Regions from separate parts of the Homo sapiens genome. Here region 1 is linked to region 2. Evidence: read pairs that join two places in POLR2A ChIA-PET (ENCODE). Cell type or tissue: GM12878. All regions are shown on one strand. Links, peaks and the distances in the headings refer to the core of each region. The heading gives the core; the rest is flanking DNA. Region 1 overlaps OPA3 (outer mitochondrial membrane lipid metabolism regulator OPA3). Region 2 holds the start of PTGIR (prostaglandin I2 receptor).

Region 1 (4,380 bases), core at 130-4,129, 1.1 Mb before region 2:
ATATAAATAAATAAAAGAAATGACACCTAAATGAACGTGCATTTCTGGAGAAGATCCTGGAACAGGCAGAAAAGGACACCAGTGGAAACACTGCTGAGATAGGAATGAGGCCTGCAGGCTTTATACCAGTGTTCATTTCCTGGGTCGCCTCATTGCATTGTGGTTATGTAAAATGTTATCATCCGGAGACTCTGGGTGAAAGGTATGTGGGAACTCTCTGTACTTTTATTGTAACTCTTCTGTGGGTCTAAAATTAGTTCAAAGTAGAAAAATGAAAACAGAAACAGCCCCCAGGTGGCTCGACTGTGAGGAAATGGACCTTCTCACCCATTTGCTGGTGTAAGTGTAAATCCTTGCACACCCTGGAGTCAGTCATTCTGCTTCTGGGCATTTATGTCAGGTTCACCCGTCCAGGTGGGAAAGGCCTTGCTGGGCTCCTTAATCCTGCAGCATAGTGTATGATAACAATTTTTTTGTTTGTTTTAGAGTCGGAGTCTCACTGTGTCGCCCAGGCTGGAGTGCAGTGGCTCGATCTTGGCTCACTGCAAGCTCCGCCTCCCAGGTTCACACCGTTCTCCTGCCTCAGCCTCCTGAGTAGCTGGGACTACAGGCGCCCGCCACCATGCCCAGCTAATTTTTGTATTTTTAGTAGAGACGGGGTTTCACCGTGTTAGCCAGGATGGTCTCGATCTCCTGACCTTGTGATCCACCCGCCTCGGCCTCCCAAAGTGCTGGGATTACAGGTGTGAGTCACTGTGCCCAGCCTATGATAACAATTAAAAAGCCAAGAGAGACCCTCTGACACTATAATCTCACAAATTCCAGCATTTCTGTCAGCAGCTGAAATAGAGTAAGGAAGTCTTGTTTTTTGTTTTTGTTTTGAGACAGGGTTTCACTCTGTCACCCAGACTGAAGTACAGTAGCAGGATCATGGCTTACTGTGGCCTGGAATCCCAGCGATCAAACAGTCCTCCCACCTCAGCCTCCCAAGTAGCTGGGACTACAGGCGCACGCCACCATGCCCTGCTAATTTTTGTACTTTTAGTAGAGATGGGGTTTCACCATGTTGGCCAGGCTGGTCTCAAACTTCTGACCTCATGATCCACCTGCCTCGGCCTCCCAAAGTGCTGGGATTACAGGTGTGAGCCACCGCGCCCGGCCTTTTTTTTTTTTTTTAAATACAGATGAGATTTTGTCATGTTGCCCAGGCTGGTCTTGAACTCCTGAGCTCAAGCAATCGGCCTGTCTTGGCCTCCCAAAGTGCTGGGATTACCGGTGTGCACCACTGTGCCTGACCAAAACAGATAATTAAAACTTTTTTCAAAAAAATCAAACAAGCCACCTTGGCCCCCAGGATTCCACAGGTTAAGCCTATACCTCTGCACCTCTGCTCCCTCCTCAAGACCCAATAAAATAGCAGTCCTGGAAGGAAAGACAGCAGAAGCCACAAGAACAAAGAGAAGCATCAGGGTGGGGGTGGGGGGGTTGGGAGGGTATGCGACTAGGCGGAAGGGGAGGGAATCAATGCAAGCCTTGAGGCGGGAGCAGATGGCTGAGAGGTAACTGAGCCAGCAGGGAGGCTGCTGAGACCTAGGCACCCTGGAAGGGGGGCAGGTAGAGGGAAGAAGGGGAGAGGGGGAAAGGGCGGTGACAAGAAGCAGAAGGAACTGGAGACTAGGACCACACATGCAAAGTGACTGAGGGTGGGGTTAAGCCCAGGATCCCTCCTTGACTGGGGGTAAACCAGGAGGACTCTGAGAACAGCCCAGGGGGCAAGTGCCACACTGAAAACAAGCCTGTTCCTCTGGCATGGGGCTGGTGGGCAATGCAGACATCAAGAGCCCACTCAGCCTTGGCCTTGAACTCCAGTAACCCTGCCTGGTGTTGCTGGGGACAAAACCACACCTGCCACTGAGGTCCAGATAGGGGCTCTGCTTAGCTGTGAGCCTGGCCATGAGGTGATGACGATGGGAAGGATCTGGGTCAAAGACATCCCAGTGGCTCCCAGACCCCTGCTTCTCTGTCTCCCTCCAAAGCCATTTAAAAATACACCAACTATCTCTTTTTTAAGAGTTTGCATTGTTCCCTGCTATCTTTGAAGTTCCACCTACATTTTACTTTCTCTATAAAGTTTTATCCTAATGTGACTTTTTTATGCTCAAATGTCCTATCATAAGTCTCTGAAACAAAAATGTATCTATAAATTAAAATCAAAAATTTCATTCTTTGTGATTTTAGTTAAAACTTTTCTCGGCCGGGCGTGGTGGCTCACGCCTGTAATCCCAGCACTTCGGGAGACCGAGGTGGGCGGATCACGAGGTCAAGAGATCGAGACCATCCTGGCCAACATGGTGAAACCTCATCTCTACTAAAAATAAAGAAAAAAAAAAAATTAGCTGGGCGTGGTGGCACACGCCTGTGGTCCCAGCTACTTCGGAGGCTGAGGTAGGAGAATTGCTTGAACCTGGGAGGCGGAGGTTGCAGTGAGCCGAGATGGTGCCACTGCACTCCAGCCTGGTGATAGAGCAAGACTCCGTCTCAAAAAACAAAACAAAAAACAAAAAACAAAATTTTCTCTTGGATTGCATTATCATGCAATTTCTATTAGTATACCACTGATCGAAACTGCACGCATTACATAATTTGATGTCTAGTGGCTGGGCGTGGTGGCTCACGCCTGTAATCCCAGCGCTTTGGGAGGTCGAGGCGGGTGGATCACCTGAGGTCAGGAGTTTGAGACCAGCCTGGCCAACATGGTAAAAACCCGTCTCTAGTAAAAATACAAAAATTAGCCGGGCATGGTGGCATGACCCTGTAATCCCAGCTACCCGGGAGGCTGATGCAGGAGAATCGCTTGAACCTGGGAGGCGGAGGTTGTGGTGAGCTGAGATCATGCCATTGCACTCCAACCCGGGCGACAGAGTGAGACTAACTTTTGTATTTAGTCTAATTACGGCTAATTTTTGTAATTCTAGTAGAGACAGGGTTTCACCATATTGGTAAGGCTGGTCTTGAACTCCTGACCTTAAGTGATCCACCTGCCTCAGCCTCCCAGAGGCTGGGATTATAGCCATGAGCCACCGCGCCCGGCCACAAAAAGATTTTTAAATTAGCTGTACGTGGTGGTGCATGCCTGTGGCCCCAGCTACTCAGAAGGCTCAGAAAGGAGGATCACTTGAGCCCCCAGGTTCAAGGCTGCAGTGAGCCATGATCCTGCCACTGTACTGCAGCCTGGGTGACAGAGTGACACTTGGTCTTAATCAAATCAATCAATCAATCAAATCTGACAAAGACATACAAGAAAATAAAATTATAGAATATGTCACTGATGACCACAGATGAAATCTTTAGGAAAATATTAGCAAACGAAAGCCAGCAATATATAAAAAAGATAATATAGCATAATCAAGTGGGATTTCTGCAGGAATATAAGATTGGTTTAATATTCTTTTTTTTATTATTATTATTGTTTTTTGAGATGGAGTCTTGCTCTGTCGCCCAGGCTGGAGTGCAAAGGCGCAATCTCAGCTCACTGCAACCTCTGCTGCCAGGGTTCAAGTGATTCTCCTGCCTCAGCCTCCCGAGTATCTGGGATTACAGGCGCAGACCACTGTGCCCTGCTAATTTTTGTATTTTTAGTAGAGTTAGGGCTCTGCCATGTTGGCCAGGCTGGTCTCTAACTCCTGACCTCAGATGATAATACCCGCCTTGGAGTCCCAATGAGCTGGGATTACAGGAGTGAGCCACCACTCCCTTAGATGATCCACCAGCCTGATTTTTCTCTTTTTTTTTTTTTTGAGACGGAGTCTCGCTCTGTCGCCCAGGCTGGAGTGCAGTGGATGATCTCGACTCACTGCAACCTCTGCCTCCTAGGTTCGAGTGATTCTCCTGCCTCAGCTTCCCAAATAGCTGGGACTACAGGCACGTGCCACCATGCCCAGCTAATTTTTTTTTTGTATTTTTAGTAGAGACAGGGTTTCACCATGTTGGCCAGGCTGGTCTCAATCTCCTGACCTTGTGATCCGCCCGCCTTAGCCTCCCAAAGTGCTGGGATTACAGGCGTGAGCCACCGCACCTGGCTCAGCCAGCTGCTTATAAAATTAAATATAACCTTACCATATAACCCAGAAATTTTACTCCTAGATAATTACTGGGAGAATTTCATTTCTACCAAGAGAAATGAAAACATCCATATAAAGGCTTGTACACAAATGTTCATAGCACCTTTACTTGCAATAACTTGGAAACAACCCAAATGCCCATCACTAGGACAGTTATTAAACAAAGCATGGCATATTCATATACTGTAATAAAAGAAAAGAATACACTTTTATTAAGAGTAATAAACAAAATAACAAAATAAACTAGACAGGCATGGTG
Region 2 (4,308 bases), core at 309-4,308:
GGTAGAGGGGGAGGGCCATCCCCTGGGGACTTGGGGTGGGCAGTTGGGCCTCCTAAGTGGACGCAGATTGGAGCCAGCACCCAGACCAGAGCAGACCTGACTGTACAGAAGCCTCTGGGAACTTCTCCGCCTTCTAAATATTTAGACAATGAGATGGATGGGGAATCCAGGGCCAGAGCAGGTCGGCCAGGCCACTGGTTATTTTGAGAGAACCATTCTTTCTGCACTCCAGGATAAACGTTTCCTCTGTCCCTCACTCTCTTCCCAGAGCCAGCAGCGACTGCCCTGCCGCAGGAGAAACAGCAGCTGATCGGCCCCAGAGTTTGGGGGCCAAGGTTCCAGCATCCGCAGCCATCAGCCATGTCCCTGATTTTCTGGCTCCTGTCGCCCGAAGACAGGGCAGAGATCACAGGGTCAGCTTGAAATGTCAGCAGAGGGAGCAGGCGACGCTGGCTTCTGCTTTGGACGACGTTCCCACGGCGCTGCCGCTGGACTGCTGTGTGGGAGGCAAGGGCTCCACCTGCCCCTCGCCCCAAGCCGACAAAGGCACGCAGCTCCCCTCCTTTCCCACAGGAGCAGAGGGGGCCCTTGGGTCCCTCCTCCCTGAGGCGAGCTGGGAAAGGGGTGTCTGCGAGTCTCCGTGGGCAGGCCCGAGGCACAGGCAGCAGACCCAGAGCTTGAGTCGCTGGAAGACAGCCTTGCGGAAAAGGATGAAGACCCAGGGGTCCAGGATGGGGTTGAAGGCGTAGAAGCGGAAGGCAAGGAGGTCCCCCATCTCACTGCTGCTGTCAGGGGCGACAGCCTGGGTGAAGCAGCGGATCTGAGGGCAGGGTGAGGGCGTCAAGGAGCACCCAGGAGTCCTCAGCCTCCCCACCCTGGCTCCCTCCTCCCACTTGCTTACCAGGGATGAGGTAGGGGTGACATGTCAGAGGGGAAGGAGATAAGATAAAGACTAAGTAACAAATGTATCTGGGGAACACAGGGAGAGAAAGCCCCAGGAAATTGCCAGAGATGCCTAAGGGGAGAGGGATGGGGGCCAGGTATGTGGGTCCCCCCACCCTTGGAAGCTGGGAGGACCCTCGGGCTCCACAGATTTTTGAGTATAACGTCCCTGCAAGAAGGTGGCGCCACCCGGCTGGGCCCCCTGAAACTGCCGCAGAGCTGCGGTGGTGCCTGTGTGTATCTGTCCACGGCATCTGAGTCTCTGAGTCAGAGTAACCCCCAAAAAAGATTTAAGGACCCCCCAATCCGGCCTGGCCTCTTGCATTTTACAGAAACAGAAACTGAAGCTCAGAAGAAAGGTGGCACGACCAGGTGTCACAGACACTGAGTGGGTACCAGGGTCTGTGCCACTCCCATTGGGGAGGGGCAGGACGGGGTCCCCGCAGGAAACCGAGGTGCAGAGGCAAGGGTGGGGCCTGCTCTGAGGCAGAGGGGAGCCAGGTAGGTGGGAGATCAGGCTCTACAATGGAAGGACCCAGGACCAGGACCTGGCTCTGTGTGACTGGGCGAAAGACACTGCCCCTCATCTGTAAAAACGGGGATGGGAGAGAACGTTCTCTTGGTTTCCTGCCAAATACTGTGGAATGGGTGGCTATGATCATTTTGAAAATTATCTTAGGAAGTATCTGTAAGCCACTAAGCACGGGGCGGGCATAGAGAAGTGCTCAATGAGTGGTGGTCTTGTCATTACAGGGGTGGGGAAGGATGGGGGATGCATTTCATCATGGGGGGCTCAGGATGCCTAAGCTGGGAGACAAGGTATCAGAAGAAGTCAGATGCAGAAAGACCCCTCCAGAAAGCCAGGAGCTGTCTGACTGAGGACCAAGCCTCTGTCTGATTTGTTTTTGTTTTCTTTGTTTTTGTTTTGAGACAAGGTCTTGCTCTGTCAGCTAGGCTGGGATGCAGTGGTATAATCACAGCTCACTGCAGCCTCAACCTCCCAGGCCGGAGCAATCCTCCCACCTCAGCCTCACAAGTAGCTGAGACCACAGGCACAGGCCATCATGCCAGGCTAATTTTTAAATGTTTCATAGAGATGGGGTTTCACCATGTTGCCCAGGCTGGTCTCAAACCTCTGGGCTCAAGTGATCGTCCTGCCTCGCCTTTCTTTTTCTTTTTTTTCTTATTTTTTTTTTTTTTTTTTTGGGACGGGGTCTCACTCTGTCACCCAGGCTATAGTGCAGTGGCACGATCTCAGCTCACTGCAACCTCCGCCTCCGGGGTTCAAGCGATTCTCCTGGCTCAGCCTCCCAAGTAGCTGGGACTTCAGGCATGTGCCACTACGTCCGGCTACTTTTTATTTATTTATTTGTTGTATTTTTAGTAGAGACAGGGTTTCATCATGTTGGCCAGACTGGTCTCGAACTCCTGACCTCAAATGATCCGCCGGCCTCGGCCTCCCAAAGTGCTGGGATTACAGGTGTGAGCCACCGCATCCGGTCCTGCCTCGGCCTTTCTACATGCTGGGATTACAGGCGTGAGCCACCATGCCCACGATGTCTCACCTCTTTTGAGCCTCAGTCTCCCCATCTGTGACATGGGCACAACCCACAGAGCTGCCCTCCTCCTCTCCCCACTCCTCCCAGCTCCGGAGGGGACTCACCGTGAGAGGCAGGGAGCACACGGCCATGACCACTGTCATGAGGGCCAGCAGGATCAGGTGGTCCACCTCGTCCTCTCCGGTGCGCGGCCGTGGACCCAGAGAGCCCTGGTGGCGCTTCTGCTGGCGGTACATGCGGCAGAGGCTGAGGGTGACCGAGCCGTTGCAGAGGAAGATGGCAGCCACCAGCAGGGCCACCAGGCCGGCGTAGGCCAGCGAGAAGGCGGCGCCGCCCGGCTGGGCCCAGCGCATGCGGAGGAAGCACCAGCTGCCGGGGCAGTACTGCTGGTGTTGGCCCAGGCCCAGCAGGGGCAGCGCGCAGAAGAGGACGCAGAAGGCGTAGATGGCTGGCAGCGCCAGGCGGGCGCAGCGGGGCCCGTCCAGCTGCGCGTAGAGGTAGGGGTGGCTCAGCGCCAGGCAGCGCTCCACGGCCATGGCAAAGAGGATGAGCATGGACGCCAGGCCGAAGAAGGTCATGGCGAAGGCGAAGGCATCGCACAGGGCGGGGCCGCCTCGGGCCAGGCCCAGCAGGGAGCTGTTGCGCGCATAGGCCACGAACACGGCCGGGCTCAGGAAGCTGGTGCCCAGCAGGTCGGTGGCCGCCAGTCCGGTCACCAGCACCGCGAAGGCCGAGGGGCGCGCCGGTCGCCGTGCGCTCAGGATGCCCAGGGCCAGCCCGTTGCCCACCACACCGGCCACGAACATCAGGGTGCTGGTGGCCGGCCCCACCGAGCCCCGCACGTAGGTGAGGTTCCTGCACGAATCCGCCATCCCAGGTCTGGGCTGGAGGGTTCCCAAGGTGGGGGGTCAGAGGGAGCCAGGGCTACCCCCACCACCCAGCCCACTCAGATGTCCCTGCTGGCCAGTCCTTTTGGCAGCTGGGGCCTCCCAGCCAACCCCCAGTTCTCCTGTGTGTGCGGGTATGCAGTCCTCTCCCCTCTGGCTTCTCCAGTATCTCTCTCTGTCTCTCCCCACCTTCCTGTTTCTCTTTCTCTCTTTCTTTTCTTTCGTTTCTTTTGAGACAGAGTCTCACTCTGTTGTCCAGGATGGAGAGCAATGGCATGATCTCGGCTCACTGCAACCTCCACCTCCTGGGTTCAAGCGATTCTCCTGCCCCAGCCTCTGGAGTAGATGAGATTACAGGCGTCCACTACCACGCCCAGCTAATTTTTGTATTTTCAGTAGAGACGGGGTTCCACCATGTTGGTCAGGCTGGTCTCGAACTCCTGACCTCAGGTGATCCATCCACCTTGGCTTCCCAAAGTGCTGAGATTACAGGTGTGAGCCACCATGCCTGACACCCACCACCCCCCCACCACCTCCTGTTTCTTTCCTTCTCTAGCTCTGTTTCTGCCATTAAAGAGACAGAGAACATCCGGGCATTGCCAGTTCTTTCCCTCCCTGTCTCTCGGTCTCTTGCTGATATCTCCCTGTCTCTGTCCCCTCCCTTGTCCTTGTCCTCCCCGTACCTTTCTCCCTCTAACCCCACACCCTCTACCTGCTCCTGCTCTGTGTTGCTGCATCCCCAGCCCCTCACCGCACCTCTCCAGTCTTGCCCAGGCTCTCCTGTCCCGTGCGTCTGTGCCTTCACTTGCTTTGCTCCTCGTGTCTCTCGCTGCCTGTGTCGGTCTGTGTGTCAGCTTCTCCTTCCCTCCTCCCTCCGTCCCTCCCTCCTTCCCACCCTCCTCAGCTTGCCTGCTCACCCC

Evidence for each region. Peaks named below come from ENCODE experiments on the same cell type or tissue, not always from the same donor. Only the 100,000 strongest peaks of a DNase experiment are listed, where the experiment ranks them.
Region 1: POLR2A ChIA-PET joins it to region 2 with 6 read pairs; 1 of 35 experiments calls an interaction of 5 or more read pairs at or near these places.

Annotation. Positions count from the first base shown.
Region 1 is chr19:45,562,693-45,567,072 of GRCh38, forward strand. All of the region lies in intron 1 of OPA3 (outer mitochondrial membrane lipid metabolism regulator OPA3), which reads right to left. Among named protein-coding and RNA genes, the nearest start is that of OPA3, 20 kb to the right of the region's middle. RefSeq lists enhancers at 757-1,554, 1,555-2,352 and a silencer at 1,744-1,793. In GM12878, for the core only: no CTCF peak of the experiment used is centred there; a DNase peak (open chromatin) is centred at 209; H3K4me3 peaks cover 737 bases; H3K27ac peaks cover 1,538 bases.
Region 2 is chr19:46,620,853-46,625,160 of GRCh38, forward strand. It overlaps PTGIR (prostaglandin I2 receptor), which reads right to left and starts at 4,237. Exons shown (of 3, transcript NM_000960.4): 1 at 4,145-4,237; 2 at 2,606-3,385; 3 at 1-820. The coding sequence starts at 3,373. The coding sequence ends at 428. RefSeq lists an enhancer at 17-531. In GM12878, for the core only: a CTCF peak has its summit at 1,135; no DNase peak of the experiment used is centred there; H3K4me3 peaks cover 3,750 bases; H3K27ac peaks cover 2,528 bases.